Linked DNA regions of Homo sapiens: region 1 is linked to region 2. A link is an interaction called in ENCODE POLR2A ChIA-PET data of the cell type or tissue named here. Cell type or tissue: PC-3. All regions are shown on one strand. Each heading gives the region's core, and the rest is flanking DNA. Links, peaks and the distances in the headings are about the cores only.

The links. Peaks named below come from ENCODE experiments on the same cell type or tissue, not always from the same donor. Only the 100,000 strongest peaks of a DNase experiment are listed, where the experiment ranks them.
Region 1: POLR2A ChIA-PET joins it to region 2 with 20 read pairs; 2 of 35 experiments call an interaction of 5 or more read pairs at or near these places.

What each region holds. Positions count from the first base shown.
Region 1 is chr1:7,985,201-7,993,530 of GRCh38, forward strand. It overlaps PARK7 (Parkinsonism associated deglycase), which reads left to right. Exons shown (of 7, transcript NM_007262.5): 7 at 1-305. Among named protein-coding and RNA genes, the nearest start is that of PARK7, 28 kb to the left of the region's middle. RefSeq lists enhancers at 3,510-3,569, 6,638-7,168. In PC-3, for the core only: no CTCF peak of the experiment used is centred there; a DNase peak (open chromatin) is centred at 3,591.
Region 2 is chr1:8,234,735-8,243,064 of GRCh38, forward strand. It overlaps LOC105376695 (a long non-coding RNA gene), which reads left to right and starts at 5,224. Exons shown (of 3, transcript XR_946937.3): 1 at 5,224-5,389. RefSeq lists enhancers at 4,761-5,317, 5,318-5,873. In PC-3, for the core only: a CTCF peak has its summit at 4,375 (motif pointing left); DNase peaks (open chromatin) are centred at 3,527 and 4,427; H3K4me3 peaks cover 739 bases; H3K27ac peaks cover 2,391 bases.

The sequences.
Region 1 (8,330 bases), core at 240-8,239, 250 kb before region 2:
CACAGAGATTTCTCAGCCTACAAATTGTGTCTATACATTTCTAAGCCTTGTTTGCAGAATAAACAGGGCATTTAGCAAACTACTGATTGTTTCTTGTTTTGTCTCTCATTTCTTTTGTGAAATTAAATTCCGTATCACCTTCATTTGCAGCTCTTAACTGTCCATATGGCACTGAAATAAAAGAACAGTGACCACATTTTACACAGCAAGGAGGAAAGGCATACAAACAGAATTTAAGAGGCTTGTGATTTTCTCTGCTTATTAGCTGTGTGTTTTTAATGTGCTATTAAAAAATACCAATGAGGGCTGGGTGTGGTGGCTCATGCCTGTAATCCCAGCACTTTAGGAAACCGAGCCAGGAGGATTGCTTGAGGCCAGGAGTTCAAGACCAGCCTGGGCAACATAGCAAGTCTCCATCTCTACAAAAAAATACAAAAACTAGCCAGGCATGGTGGCATGCACCTGTAGTCCCAGCTACTTAGGAGCCTGAGGTGAGAGGATCACTTGAGCCCCAGGGGGTCAAGGCTACAATGAGCTGTGATCACACCACCGCACCCCAGCCTGGGTGTCACAGCGAGACCCTGTCTCCAAAAAAAAAAAAAAGAAAAAAAGTTGGCTGTACTGGTGAATTTTTATACACCAGTTCCTTTTTCCATTATGGAAAGAGTACTTGGATAAAAACTTTTCAAGGTTGGCCCAACATCTCTTTTCCCTTCCCCAGGTAATAGCACCCAGCATTCCTTGTGAACCACCCAGTTCCTCCTGGGCGGGCACATGATCCAGACCCAGCCAATCCGAGCCCTGTTTACCACTGGCCGTGTGACCCAGGTGAGCTCAGTCAGTCCACGAGACTCCATCCGAGGGTCTCATAGCTGCTGGAGTGGCCAAGAGGATATGCTGGCAACCCAGAGCACTGGCAGCCGTCTCGTCACTGCCAGCGAAAGACCTGCTTGGGACGGCTCTCACGCTGTGGGTGGCTGACCCTAGTCCAGAAGGCTGGGCAGATGTTAACTTTTACAATGCAAACACATGTGTAATTGTCTATTTTAGTAAGTGCTTTAACAGATGATAATGCTAAGGGAGAGACGATTTCCATGGTGGGGAGTGGGGAGGGAGGCTTCTGAGGAAGTGACATTTCAGGTGTGAAGTAGGAGCAGTGCTTAGGCTTTCATTCCTTCCCCAGCTGTGTGCTCAGTCAGTACCTACTGTGTGCCAAGTGCTGTTCCTGCTGCTGGGAATACGCCAGGGAGAAACACAGCCTTTGTCCTTGGGGAGCTTATGTTGTGGGTGCCGGGGAGAGATGAAAGCAAATACGAAAATACCCACATTCTATGAAGAAAATTAAGGAGGGTAAGGAGGCAGTGACAGGGGAATTGCATGATGGGAAGTGAAGGCCTCTCCGAAAAGAGATCTTAGTGGGAATCTGAGGACTTTTGGGTGTGAAAGAGACAAGTAGGTGTCTGTTCAGAGCATACCAGGCAGCAGGAGCAGGGAGTGTAGAGGCCCTGCCGCAGGAGCATTGAGAGGCGGGTTAGAGAAACATGGTAGGAGGTGAAGTTGGAGAGGTAGCCAGGGCCATGGTGAGGTGTCAAGACAGAGACAGAACCACCAGAGAGAGACCTGACCCACCTCGTTCAAAGACTGGCCCTGCAGAGAAGAGACCCTTCTGGAGCAGGCACGCAGGCAGGCGGGATGCTGGGGCCAGTCAGGTGGCAGCATTGGGCACCCACTCAGGGTGTGAGAGGAAGGGCGTCCGGGACAACCCCCACTTTTTTTTTTTTTTTTTTTTTTTTGAGACAGAGTCTTGCTCTGTTACCCAGGCTGGAGTGCAGTGGTACGATGATCCCGGCTCACAGCAACCTCCACCTCCCAAGTTCAAGCGATTCTCCTGCCTCAGCCTCCCGAGTAGCTGGGATTACAGATGTGTGCCACCATGCCCAGCTAATTTTTTATTTTTGGTAGAGACGGGGTTTTGCCATGTTGGCCAGGCTGGTCTCGAACTCCTGGCCTCAAGTGATCCACCTGCCTCGGCCTCCCAAAGTGCTGGGATTTCATGTGTGAGCCACTGCGCCCGGCCACAACCCCCACATTTCTGACTTGAACACAGATCATGTGGAGATTCAATGTCTTGAGTTTGTGAAGGAGTCCTTGGGGGAGGGGCTGGGATGAATTTAGAGTTCAGATTGGTGAATTTGAGGTAAAATACACTTTTGTTGTTTTTTTCTTTAGAGACAGGATCTCACTCTAGTCTGCTGGAGTGCAGTATCTCGATCTCGGCTCACTGCAACTTCTGCCTCCTGGGTTCAAGCAATTCTCCTGCCTCAGCCTCCTGAGTAGCTGGGACTACATGCACGCACCACTGTGCCCAGCTAATTTTTGGTATTTTTTGTAGAGATGAGGTTTCACTGTGTTACCCAGGCTGGTCTCAAACTCATAGCCTCAAGTGATCCGCCTGCCTCGGCCTCCCACAGTCCTGGGATTACAGGCATGAGCCACCACGCCTGGCCTTGTTTTGTTTTTGAGACAGGGTCTCGCTCTGTTGCCCAGGCTGGATTGTGGTGGCGCAACTATGGCTCACTGCAGCCTGGTCCTCCCCAGCTCAAGCGATCCTCATGCCTTAGCCACCCAAGTAGCTGAGACTACAGGCACACACCACCATGTCCAGCTAGTTATTTTTTGTAGAGATAGGGTTTCAGTATGTTGCCCAGGCTGGTCTCAAACTCCTGGGCTCAAGTGATCCTCTTACCTCAACCTCCCAAGTGCTAGGATTGCAGCGTGAGCCACAGTGCCCAGCCCACTTTTAATAAGGAAAGAAAACTGGACACCTGCTGTTTGTTTACTGGATACCTGCTATTTGTTTTGTTTGTTTGAGACGGAGTCTCTCTGTCTCCCAGGCTGAAGTCCAATGAATGGCCCTATCTCAGCTCACCACGACCTCCACCTTTCAGGTTCAAGCAATTCTGCCTCAGCCTCCCAAGTAGCTGGGATTACAATTGCCTGCCGCCATGCCCAGCTAATTTTTGCATATTTAGTAGAGACAGGGTTTCACCACATTGGCCAGGCTGGTCTTGAACTCCTGACCTCAGGTGATCTGTCTGCCTTAGCCTTCCAAAGTGCTGGGATTACAGGCATGAGCCACCGTGCCCGGCGGATACCTGCTATTTGAAAGTCACAGGCTGGGTGCGGTGGCTAATGCCTGTAATCCCAACACTTTGGGAGGCCAAGGTGGGTGGATCACGAGTTCAGGAGTTCAAGACCAGCCTGATTAAGATGGTGAAACCCTGTCTCTACTAAAAACTACAAAAATTAGCTGGGCGTGATGGCGGACGCCTGTAATCCCAGCTACTTGGGAGGCTGAGGCAGGAGAATCGCTTGAACCCGGGCAGCAGAGTTTGCAGTGAGCCAAGATCACAGCACTGCACTCCAGCCTGGGCAACAGAGTGAGATTCTGTCTCAAAAAAAAAGAACAAAAAGTGAAACTGCTGATCTGAAAACCACTTATTACTAATAGTGAACAACTGTAAACTCTCTCAAGTTTGCTAGGTGTTTTGCCAGCATCCCTTACCTCTGAATAAGCTCCTTGGAATTTTAGAGATATCTACAGGAAGGGAGATAGTGAAAGAAATTGGCTCTTTGAGTTTTTGTGCCCTCAGGGCAGCAGGAAAAGGTGTTTCTAGATGAGCATTTCTAAAAGAGCATCTCTAAGGTAAATCAGTATTATCAGAGCCCAGGCATTGTAGTGAAGATTCATTTCCCTTTCTCTGACAGTGTTTGGGATGGGGGCTCCAGGAACCAGCTTTATCTAAACCTTGGGCTTTTTCTGGTCCTTCTTGAATGACTAGCTTTTGGCATGTTGATAACATTTTTAAAACCTCCACTCTCTCTTATCTGTCCACTTCTTTCCCAGGCTGAACAAACTTGCTTCCTAAACTTCTGGTCGGGGAGGGGACAAACAAAAATTGGGAACTTAAGTGGGAGGGGTGCTATCTACAGTTGAAAAGTGACCTGGAGTCAGAATTCAGATGTGTGATTAAGATGTGTGGCAGGTGGCTTGACTGTGCTCCTCCTGATTTGGGGGTGAGGGTGTGACAGGCGTGAGCCACTGTGCCCAGCCGATTTTCTTTCACTCTTTATACAAAAGGATCAACTTCTATCCAGAATCCCAAGAGGGGTTGCATTCTTCTGCCCCTGCTTTTTCACTTGTCATATCTTCGAGAACTTCTACCAGTTTGTGGACATTTATGTGCTGCATCTCCAACTCTGTCTGACCAGTAACCCTAGAAAAAGTGGTCATTGGTATCATCCATTGCAGAGAAGAAAGTCTTTCTAGAGGTCAAGAGCCTACTGGGCCTATGCCATAGGATTCATTTCTGTAACTGCAACATCAAATGTAAAATATGATTTTACTTTAGTAGCCAACTGTATCATCTGAGTCTGGTTACTTACTCTATATTCTAGGGTGTTGGTTTCCTAAGGAATGAGGAGGACATCATGTTCTCCTGCAGTCAGTTCTCCTGTAGAATTAGCTTGTTTTTTTTAGAAAACACCCTCCCTTTTTAGAGGGAAGCAGCAGCAGGGACCTGGGCATTCAAGGAGTGCTGGGGGGGATCTGGGCTGCTCTCAGACTCTTCCCTGTTTATTAGCTACAGCATCTTCCCCATGCACACAAGGAGTCTGTCAGCACAGTGCAGAGGAAGGGGCTGTTCCTTTTCACATCTGGGCTGGACACATTCTTCACGGTTCCAGCATGAGGCCTTTCCAGAGCTGGCCCTTTTCCCAGACCCTAGCTTGAGTCCCAAGGCATCCAGGCTGGGGCCAAGGGCTCTTATGGGACTGAGCACTAAGGAAGGTCTTTAGCACTGGGAAGAATGTGAATGCTGGATTCACCACCATCACCATCACCACCACCACAATCACTATCACCATCTCCATCATCATCAACATCCCCACTGTTGTCACCACCACCACCATCACTATCACCATCATTACCATCACCATCACCATCATCACCATCACTACCACCGTCATCACCATCACCCTCACCACCCTCACCATCACCCTCACCACTATCACCACACTCACCACCACCACCATCACCACCATCATTACCACCAGCATCACCCTCACCACCATCACCATCACCACCACCATCACCTTCACCACCACCACCACCATCACCACCAGCATCACCCTCACCATCACCCTCACCACCACCATCACCACACTCACCACCACCATCACCATCACCACCAGCATCACCCTCACCACCACCATCACCATCACCACCACCATCACCTTCACCACCACCACCATCACCACCAGCATCACCTTCACCATCACCCTCACCACCACCATCACCACTACCAACACCATCACCCTCACCACTACCATCATCACCATCACCACCACCATCACCATCACCCTCACCACCACCATCACCATCAGCATCACCACCACCACCACCACCGTCACCATCATTATCACCACCATCATCATCTTTTTCACTTCTTGCAGCTTGCAGGTTCCCAAACAAGTCCCGGACCAGCTGATCAGATGGGATCTCCCCACAGGGCTGCATACCTGCTGGGCCTCAGACATTCAGCTACTTCACAGAGCTGCTTTATTTTGCTTTGCTGTTTCAATTCTGCATGTGATCACATTCTCAGGGTTTCTTTTCTTTTTTTTTTTTTTTTTTTTTTTGAGATAGAGTCTTGCTCTTGTCGCCCAAGCTGGAGTGCAGTGGCACAATCTCGGCTCACTACAACCTCCACCTCCCTGGTTCAAGCGATTCTCCTCCCTCAGCCTCCTGAGTAGCTGGGATTACAGGCATGCACCACCACGTCCGGATAATTTTTATATTTTTCCTGGAGATGGGGTTTCACCACGTTGGCCAGGCTGGTCTCAAATTCCTGATCTCGTGATCCACCCACCTCAGCCTCCCAAAGTTCCGGGATTACAGGCGTGAGCTACCGCGCCCGGCAAGTATTTTGTTTTTAAATTCAGCCTGCTCCTGGAGGTTTTTACTTGGCTTAAAAATAACATGAGACTTGAAAGTTCATTGTCTTAAAAAATAAAGAAGAAAAGACAAAATTGTGGCTAATGGAGGTGCAACCTCCAGACACAAAACTTGGATTGATGATGGTAAAATCTGAGAGCCTGTGTTGGAAGACAGCAGCCAGGAGCGAGATGTTGCCCTCTTTAGATTTCACATCTTTGCTTCAGTGGTTTTCTTTAAAGGCAAGCAAAGGTAAGTAAGCCATAACAAGTGTGCTTGGTTCAGATTTCTTCTTTCCAGAAGAGAATAAGATTTCACAAAGTATACTGAAGAGAAAGTTATGTTTCCTTTTTTTCTTTGAGATAGAGTTTCACTCTTGTCGCCCAGGCTGGAGTGCAATGGTGCGGTCTCCGCTCACTGCAACCTCCGCCTCTCGGGTTCAAAGGATTCTCCTGCCTCAGCCTCTCAAGTAGCTGGGATTACAGGCGCCCACCACCACACCCGGCTAATTTTTATATTTTTAGTAGAGATGGGATTTCACTATGTTGGCCAGGCTGGTCTTGAACTCCTGACCTCAGGTGATCCACCCACCTCGGCCTCCCAAAGTGCTGGGATTACAGGAGTGAGCCGCTGCTCCAGGCTGTTTCCTTGTTTTTTAGACCTAGATGGAATGTGGCCTGGCGACAGTCCCGTATTCACCTGGTCCTGAAAATTCCTCCCTCCAGCCCTCCGTATCTGTTGTGCGGCGGTCTTAGGCCCTGCCTGCCTGGCGCCTGGGGCCCTACTGTGCTATGTGGTCAGTCTTACAAAATGCAGAATTCTCTCTATTTGCATTGCTGAGTGACTAGCTGAGGCAGGTAGGGTGACTGGGAGGAAGCTTTGTTACAGATAACTTGACAGCCGGGGGCAAGTTAAAGGATGATGGTAATAAAAGGATGGTCAGGCCTCAAATTTGGGCTTCAGCAGTAAATCAGTGCAAGAATAAAACTTACAAAGGTCACAGGCAAGAGTGAGATCATCCTCTTTTCTAATACTTGCTTATGCTTCTACATCCCTTATTGAGGAATGCCAGCCACTCAGCACACTTATGAAAGAGTAAATTATCTCCGGATGGTGGATAATACCATGTCATTAGTCCATGAGGCATCTAGCTCAGCGCCACCTGGGTCTTAAAGCACTTAAAAATGTAATTATACAACAAATACACCAATACCTGTTCATTGGGAAAGACTCAAATGATACATGAATACATAAAGCAAGACTTGAAAGTTCTCTGTCCCGCCCTCCCTCCCCTACCTCCTCTTCCTTTCCCCAAAGTCCCACTTTGAGGTCTCGCTTACAGTCTGTTTTCTAGGAATTTACAAATATGTAACTCTACACACACATCCACACACATTATGTTTTATACATACACAGAGATTGTACATTATTGTGTCAATTTTTTAAAAATAAAGTAAGGCCGAGCACAGTGGCTCATGCCTGTAATCCCAGCACCTTGGGAAGCCGAGGTGGGTGGATCACCTGAGGTCAGGAGTTCGAGACCAGCCTGGCCAACATGGTGAAACCGCATCTCTACTAAAAAAAAAAAAATACAAAAATTAGCTGGGCCTGGCGTCCGGCGCCTATAAGCCCAGCTACTCAGGAGGCTAAGACAGGAGAATCGCTTGAACCCGGGAGGCGGAGGTTGCAGTGAGCCGAGATCACGCAATTGCACTCCAGCCTGGGCAACAAGAGCAAAACTCCATCTCAAAATAAATAAATAAATAAAAACAAAATAAAATACATAGGATCCTATTGAGTATATTGTTTTGCAAATTGAATTTTTTGAAACAGTATGTCTTAGAAATCTGCTCATGTTCAAGTCCACTTTGTTTATGTAATGGTTGAACAGAATGTTATAGTATAACCACACTGTAATTTAACCTTTTTTTTTTTTTTTTTGAGACTGAGTCTTGTTCTGTCACCTAGGCTGGAGAATAATGGTGCGATTAAGACTCACTGCAGCCTCCACCTCCTGGGCTCAAGCCATTCTTTCACCTCAGCTGCCCGCCCCTTCACCCCCAGTAGCTGGAACTACAGGTACCTGGCACTGCAGGCACATGCCACCACACCCAGCTAATTTTTTTGTATTTTTTTGTAGAGATGGGGTCTCACTATGTTGTCCAGGCTGGTCTCAAACTCCTGGGCATTCCTCTATTAATGGATTTCCCCCATTAAATTTTTTTATTGCAGTAAAATACATACAACATGAAATGTACCATCCTAACCATTTTAAGTATACGGTTCGGTGGTATTAGATACATTCATCCCGTTGTGCAAGCATCAGCACCATCCA
Region 2 (8,330 bases), core at 291-8,290:
GAGAGAAGTCACCAGGGTCCCCCAGCCCAGGACCCCACCTGGAGATGCCTCCCTAGCTAGCGACAAAGAAGGGCTGATGTTTTTGTGAGGCTGGTAACTGTGCTTTGCCAACAAGGTGAAGACAGTGTTGATGGAAGGAGAGGAGGGTCCCAGGGTCGGAAGCTACAAGGACCACAGGGTATGAGGACTGGGGGGTGATCAAAAGCCTTCAGAGCAATAACAGTGAAGAAGAAGGGACAGAAATGCAAGTTGTTAAGGAGGCAGGATGAATGAGGCTTGGTTTGACCCCTGAGAGGTGGGGGTGATGGTGACTCGTGGGGTCATGGGCTGCTCACTGAGACCCAAACAGACAGGGTGGAGAGAGAGAATGAAATCAGTTTTGAATTTAGCCGTTTGGCCCCCTGGGTCACAGGGGAGAGATACTTACTAGAAATGCACATTGAATCACCACATGTTCATGTAGCAAATATTTATCACACATCTGATATATGCCAGGAGCTCTCCTAAGTGCTGGGGATGTCTCCGGAGAAAGACAACTGAGCTGATTCCTGCCTGCAGGGGGTTTGGAATCCAGTGGGGGAGACCGACATACAACCACCATATATATAAGTAAATAAGTGATGATAAACTACTCTAGGTGCCATGAGAGAGAAACCGCGGGCTCGTGAAGGGTGTCTAATGGAGAGGAGGCGACCATTGCAAGGGGTGGCAAAGACACTCCAGGCAGAAGAGAGGACTCAGACCGCACAGTCAAGGGCCCTGTGGCAGAAAGAGGATGGTCTGCTGGGCACTGTGGCTCAAGCCTGTAATCCCAGCACTTTGGGAGACTGAGGTGGGCAGATCACTTGAGGTCAGGAGTTCAAGACCAGCCTGGCCAACATGGTAAAACCCCGTCTCTACTAAAAATACAGAAATTAGCTGGGCATGGTGGCATGCACCTGTAATCCCAGCTACTTGGGAGGCTGAGGCAGGACAATCGCTTGAACCCAGGAGGCAGAGGTTGCAGTGAGCTGAGATCACGCCACTACACTCCAACCTGGGCAACAGAGTGAGACTCCATCTCAAATAAATAAATAAATAAATAAATACATAAATAAAGCATTCATGCAAGGAATGAGAGGAGGCTCCTGAAAGAGTTCAGCTGAGAAATTCCAGTGACGTGGACTAGAGCAATGGCCGTGGAGAGAGAGACAGGAGCGATTTGAACAATGCTGTATTTTGGAGCTATAATCAATAAGCCGTAGTGATGAACTGAATTTGGGGAGTCAGGGAGAAGAAGAAACAGCAGGACCCTAAAGGGAGCTGCTCAGCTCACGGAGAGAGGGGCCAGGTGCAGGCAGGAGTCGCCAGCCCTACCTGGGGCACCCTGCCAGGCCATGAGACATGCAGGCTAGGTGTCAAACAGCTGATTGGAGTCAGGGGTCTGGAGTGTGGACTAGATGTCAGGGACACAGGGAGAAATTTGGGAACCATCCACTTACTGTTGCTGGTTAAAGTCATAGGCATGAGGGGACAAAAGAAGTCTTTCTCTCTCCCTTTCTTTCTTTCTTTCTTTCTTTCTTTCTTTCTTTCTTTCTTTCCTTCCTTCCTTCCTTCTTTCCCTCCCTTCCTCCCTCCCTCCCTCCCTTCCTTCCTTCCTCCCTCCCTCCCTCCCCAACTCTCTCTCTCTCTTTCTCTTTCTCCCTTCCTCTCTCTCTCTCTCTCTCTCTTCCTTCTTTCTTCAGGGTCTTACTCTGTTGTCCGGGCTGGAGTGCACTGGCACTGGGCTTAAACAACCCTCCCACCTCAGTCTCCCAAGTAGCTGGGATTGCAGACATGCGCCACCATGCCCAACTAATTTTCGTATATTTTTATAGAGACAGAGTCTCACCTTATTGCCCAGGCTGGTCTTGAGCTCCTGGGCTCAAGCAATCCACTCACCTAGGCTTCTCCTAGTGCTGGGATTACAGGTGTGAGCCACCAAGCCTAGTCAACTTTTTTTTTTCTTTTAGTGACAGCGTCTTTCTCTGTCTCCCAGGCTGGAGTGCAGTGGTGCCATCACAGTTCATTGTATTCTTGAACTCCTGGGCTCAAGCAATCCTCTGCCTCAGCCTCCTGAGTAGTTGGGACTTCAGGCGTGCACCACCACACCTGGCTAAAGTTTTTTTAAGTTTTCTAGAGATGGTCTCTCACTAGGTTGCCCTGGCTAGTTTCAAACTCCTGGCCTCAAGCAATCCTCCTGCCTCAGCCTCCCAAAGTGCTGGGATTACAGGTGTGAGAGCCACTATACCCATTTGAATTTTTAGAGCAATCAGAGAAGGGAGCCCAGGACACGGGCCTGTCGGTGGGGGTGGGGGCCCTGCTTTTGTAGAGAATAGGGTAGGGGGGTCTCTGGGGAATGGGGCTAGAGGTAGTGGTTGAAACAATGTGTGAGAGAGATTTCTTAGAGTGAGAGCTGGGTGTGGTGGTGGTGGGCATCCTGCAGAAAAGGAGAGGATGCCTCTAAATACTTGCAGGGAGACCATGTGTAAGAGTGTGGACTCGGCCGGGTTTGGTGGTTCACACCTATAATCCCAGCACTTCAAGAGGCCAAGGCGGGTGGATCACCTGAGGCCAGGAGTTTGAGACCAGCCTGGCCAAGATGGCGAAACCCCGTCTCTACTAAAAACACAAAAAATTAGCCAGGCGTGGTGGCCAGCGCCTGTAATTCCAGCTACTCGGGAGGCTGAGGCAGGAGAATTGCTTGAACCTGGGAGGCAGAGGTTGCAATGAGCTGAGACTGCGCCATTGCACTCCAGCCTGGGCAACAAGAGCAAAAATTCCATCACACACACACACACAAAAGAGTGTGGACTTATTTTGTCCGTACCTGCGGTATGATTTTTGGCTTAACACAAGGAAAATTTGCCCAAATCCAGAGCGATGCAGAGCTGGCCAAAATGATCTACAGGGAATTCAGCTTCAGATGGGCACTTGGGAGAGATAATCTTTTTGTTTTTGTTTATTATTATTATTATTTACTTTGAGACTGTGTTATGAGAGTGGCTAATTTTTGTATTTTTGGTAGACATGGAGTTTCACCATCTTGCCCAGGCTGGTCTCAAACTCCTGGGCCCAAATCATCCGCCAGCCTTGGCATCCCAAAGTGCTGGAATTAGAGGCGTAAGCCACAGCGCCCTGCCCTGGGGGAGATGGTCTTTCAACCTTGAGATTTTATTGTTATTGGGGTTCTAGCTTCAGTTCGAAACAAAGGAAAAAAGAATTTGCTTTGTGTCAAAACTAGCTTTTTAATGAAAATGTAAGTAACTAAATCCAGTTATTTGATACATTAATTGAACTCCGACGGTGCTGGGCACCGGGATGTGATGGTGAACAGCCGCAGGCAAAGCCACCTGTGGCCCTTATGGAATCTGGGGATGGATACTTCGGTTCCCGCCTGTATGTGCATATTTGCTTTTTATCCAGGAAGTGCAGTCTACCGTCATTTCCATATCTTCCTATTGGTCACTGGAGTGCAGCAAAAAGATCAGTGTTGACAAAAGGGACTGAATCAGTTCAGCAACACATCAGAGATGAAACATCTGGTCACCAGCATGTACGAAATTATTCGAAAGTTGAATAGATGAGTAACTGTCCCACTTTCTCAAGAGAACTTCCCTTTTCATCAAAAGAAAAACACATTCCACGTATTCAGCACTGATAGAAGCCGCAGTGATGAGGGTAGTGATGTGGGATATTCGGTACTGAGTAATTTACAGTACAGACGCTGCATTCGTCCTGCCCGGACACTGCCTCAAAGCCACATGTCTGCTCCAAAGGAGGCGGCATCAACAAAATCAAAGGCGTATGATGCAGCTCGTTAGTAATCCATCGAGTCCCTGTCTCAAAACATCTCACTCCTATTCCTATTCTATGCCTTTCCCCACTCAGAAAGTGCCAGGGATTTATTAACCTTTGTTATTCTTTCATCAAATATTTATACAGGGCTTCTGGGTGCAGACTTGGAACTGGGCACCAGGTGAATGGGGGTTGGGGGGAGGGCTAGACAGACAGGTCCAGGCCCCAGGAGGTAGGGGACGGTCAGGCAGGATTCTCTGAGTGAAAAGAATAGAGATCAAGGCAGCTATGGGAATGAGAAGGGAGGCTGACTCGGGAGGACTCGGAAAGCCTGTAGAATGGAAGGCAAGGGTGATGGAAGATGGGGGGATGGGCAGGCGTGAGGGGGAGGGGTATGGAGGTGGAGGCAAGGAGGGATGGGCCGTCGAAGAGCAGCAGTCCAAGGGAAGTCTCTTCTGGGCACCACCTTTGAAATAAATCTGTTCCAATGGTTTTGTTGTTGCTGTAAACTTTTTTTTTTTTTTTTTTTTTTTTTTGAGACGCAGTCTCCCTCTGCTGCCCAGGCTGGAGTGCAGTGATAGATCTTGGCCCATTGCAACATCCGCCTCCCCTGTTCAAGCGACTCTCATGCCTCAGGCTTCCAAATAGCTGGGATTACAGGTATGCGCCACCACGCCCAGCTAATTTTTGTATTTTCAGGCTGGTCTCAAACTCCTGACCTCAGGTGATCTGCTTGCCTCAGATCCCCAAAGTGCTGGGGTTACAGGCCCAGCTAATTTTTATATTTTCAGGCTGGTCTCAAACTCCTGATCTCAGGTGATCTGCTTGCCTCAGATCCCCAAAGTGCTGGGATTACAGGCCGGAACCATGGCGCTGGCCTGTTGTAAATTCTAATGCCACCTGCACTCTGGGGTCAAATTCCAGAGGGGAGTTGTCTGAATGGCCTGGTTTTGTCACACCCTCTAGAAGAGGGGACACATTAGCTGACACTATATAATGAGGAGCAGGCCATTCTCCAAGGAAAATCCATTCTGTTTCGGGGGGGAGGTTTGATAAAGGCCATGGAGGAAGAGGGAGGCACATCTACTTGTTTTTCGTTGTTGTTTGTTTTTTTATGAGATGGAGTCTTGCTCTGTCACCCAGGCTGGATTGCGTGGTGTGATCTAAAGTGCTGGGATTACAGGCCTGAGCCACCGCGCCCACGTGGCCCCATCTACTCGTAGAGGGGGATTGAAGGCGGGGGAAGAGGAGGTGGGGGATTTGTCCAGCAAAGGATGCAGCAAATGCCCAGCCCCAGGGAGGAGCCTGTCCTGGGGAGCGACAGCCTGAAGGCCTCCAAGTGGGGAGGGCGCTGGAGGAGGGGCCTGAGAGGCAGGCCTTGATGAATTGTTTGGATTTTTTTCTAAGTGCATTGGAAGCCACAGGAAGATTTTTTTTTTTTTTTTTTTTTGGATGGAGTCTCGCTCTGTCGCCCAGGCTGGAGTGCAATGCGCCATCTCGGCTCACTGCAACCTTCGCCTCCCGGTTTCAAGTGATTCTCCGGCCTCAGCCCCCCGAGCAGCTGGGAATACAGGTGCGTGCCACCACCCCCGAGTAATTTTTTGTATTTCTAGTAGAGACAGAGTTTCATTGTGTTAGCCAGGATGGTCTTGATCTCCTGACCTCGTGATCCGCCCACCTCAGCCTTCCAAAGTGCTGGGATTACACGCATGGTTACAGGCCAGCCATAGGAGGATCTTTAGAAGGAAAACAGCTGCCCCACGTGGTGGCTCGCACCTGCATTTCAGCACTTTGGAAGCTGGAGGTGGGAGCATTGCTTGGGCCCAGCGATGGGATGTGGGGGACGGGTGGGCGGAAGTAATAAAAAGAATAACATGATCTGATTTTCTCTTTTATTTATTTATTTTGAGACAGGGTCTCACACTATTGCCCAGAATGGAGTGCAGTGGCAGGATCTCAGCTCACTGCAACCTCCACCTCCCGGGTTCAAGACATTCTTCATGCTTCAGCTTCCCAAGTAGCTGGGACTACAGTCACACACACCACCATGCCCAGCTAATTTTTGTACTTTTAGTAGAGACAGAGTTTCTCCCTGTTGGCCAGGCTGGGCTCAAACTCCTGACCTCAGGTGATACACCTGCCTCAGCCTCCCAAAGTGCTGGGATTACAGGCGTGAGCCACCGTGCCTGGCCTGATTTTCTTTTTTTTTTTCTTTTTTTTTTCTTTTTTTTTTTGAGATGGAGTCTTGCTCTGTCACCCAAGCTGCAGTGCAGTGGCGTGATCTCGGCTCACTGCAAGCTCCGTCTCCCGGGTTCACGCCATTCTTCTGCCTCAGCCTCCCGAGTAGCTGGGACTACAGGTGCCCGCCACCACACCCGGCTAATTGTTTGTATTTTTAGTAGAGACGGGGTTTCACCGTGTTAGCCAGGATGGTCTCGATCTCCTGACCTTGTGATCTGCCCGCCTCGGCCTCCCAAAGTGCTGGGATTACAGGTGTGAGCCACCACAACTGGCCTGATTTTCTTTTTTTTTCTTTTCTTTTTTTTTGAGATGGAGTCTCGCTCTGTCACCCAAGCTGCAGTGTAGTGGCGTGATCTCGGCTCACTGCAAGCTCCGTCTCCCGGGTTCACGCCATTCTCCTGCCTCAGCCTCCCGAGTAGCTGGGACTACAGGTGCCCACCACCACACCCAGCTAATTTTTTGTATTTTTAGTAGAGACGGGGTTTCACTGTGTTAGCCAGGATGGTTTCGATCTCCTGACCTTGTGATCCGCCCACCTCGGCCTCCCGAAGTGCTGGGATTACAGCGTGAGCCACCGCGCCTGGCCTGATTTTCTTTTTGAAAGATTACTCTAGCTGCAGGGTGGAGGGTACATTGGCGAGAGCGGTCGACAGAGTAAATGCGCTATGAGGGCTCAAGCAGCCTCTGGACTGTGGCTGACGATGGAGCATGAGGTATGGGTGGGAGGGTCAGTTATTTTAGGAAGGAGAAAACCAGCATCGCAAACACAGGAGACACAGGGCAGGCTGAGAAGTCCTTCAGCATAAGGAAAAGCAAGCAGATTCCATGGATCCAAGTCCAAGACCCATGCCATCCTTGAAGGAAGGGAGGAGCCCGGGGTGCCAGACACCCAAGTAGGCAGGCAGGCAGTGGAGACAGGACAGAGCAGCAGCCACTGCACGCCTAGATAAATAAGTAGGTCCGAAGTCTACAGAGGCTATGACAGCCCAGGAGCAACCACAGGTCCACAGGAAAAGCACAGGAAGGCGAGCTGTCTGCTCTGTGTGCCTTTGGTTTTGTCTTCTTGCCAGGAAGGAAGGAAGAAGCAAAGACCAGCATGACCTGGCGGATGTTGGCTGAAGCAAGTACAGGTCTTCAGCGAAGAGCACGGCGGTCTCTGGAAAGGGGTGTGGGATAGAAAATGGAGTTCAAAACTAGGAATTCTTCCTATTTATCCTATAGACACTGCGGCACACATGCATAAAGACATAGATCCCAGAACGTTCATTAAGGCATCATTTGTGGCCGGGCGCGGTGGCTCATGCCTGTAATCCCGGCACTTTGGGAGGCCAAGGTGGGCGATCACCTGAGGTCAGGAGTTGGAGACCAGCCTGGCCAACATGGTAAAACCCTGTCTCTACTAAAAAAAAAAAAAAAATACAAGCTGGGGGCAGTGATTCACGCCTGTAATCCCAGCACTTTGGGAGGCCGAGGCGGGCAGATCATGAGGTCAAGAGTTTCGAGATCAGCCTGGCCAACATGCTAAAACTCTGTCTCTACTAAAGATAGAAAAAATTAGCCGGGCAAGGTAGCGCGCGCCTGTAATCTCATCTACTCGGGAGGCTGAGGCAGGAGAATCGCTTGAACCCAGGAGGCAGAGGTTGCAGTGAGCCAAGATCACACCACTGCACTCCAGCCTGGGCAACAGAGTGAGATTCCGTCTCAAACAAAGAAACAAGCAAACAAAGGCATCATTTGTAACACAAGACAAGTGGACTGATAAAACACGTCAGGAAATCGCCTCAATGTACATGAATATGGAATTGGTTAAACACATCGGGGGCATCTGTACAGTGGAACAGTGCAGCCATTAAAAAGAATGAAGCTGACCTATGTAATATCCAAGATACTTTATTTATTTATTTATTTATTTATTTATTTATTTATTATTTTTTTAGACAGAGTCTCACTCTGTCGGCCAGGCTGGAGTGCGGTGGCACTATCTTGGCTAACTGCAACCTCTGTCTCCCAGGCTCAAGCAATTCTCCTGCCTCAGCCTCCTGAGTAGTTGGGATTACAGGCACGAGCCACCACGCCTGGCTAATTTTGTTTGTATTTTTTTAGTAGAGATGAGTTTCACCATGTTGGTCAGGCTGGTCTCCAACTCCCGACCTCAGGTAATCCACCCACCTCAGACTCCCAAACTGCTGGGATTACAGGCGTGAGCCACTGCGCCCAGCACTATTTGTTTATTTTTTATTTATTTAAAAAAGGGCCAGGTGTGGTGGCTCATG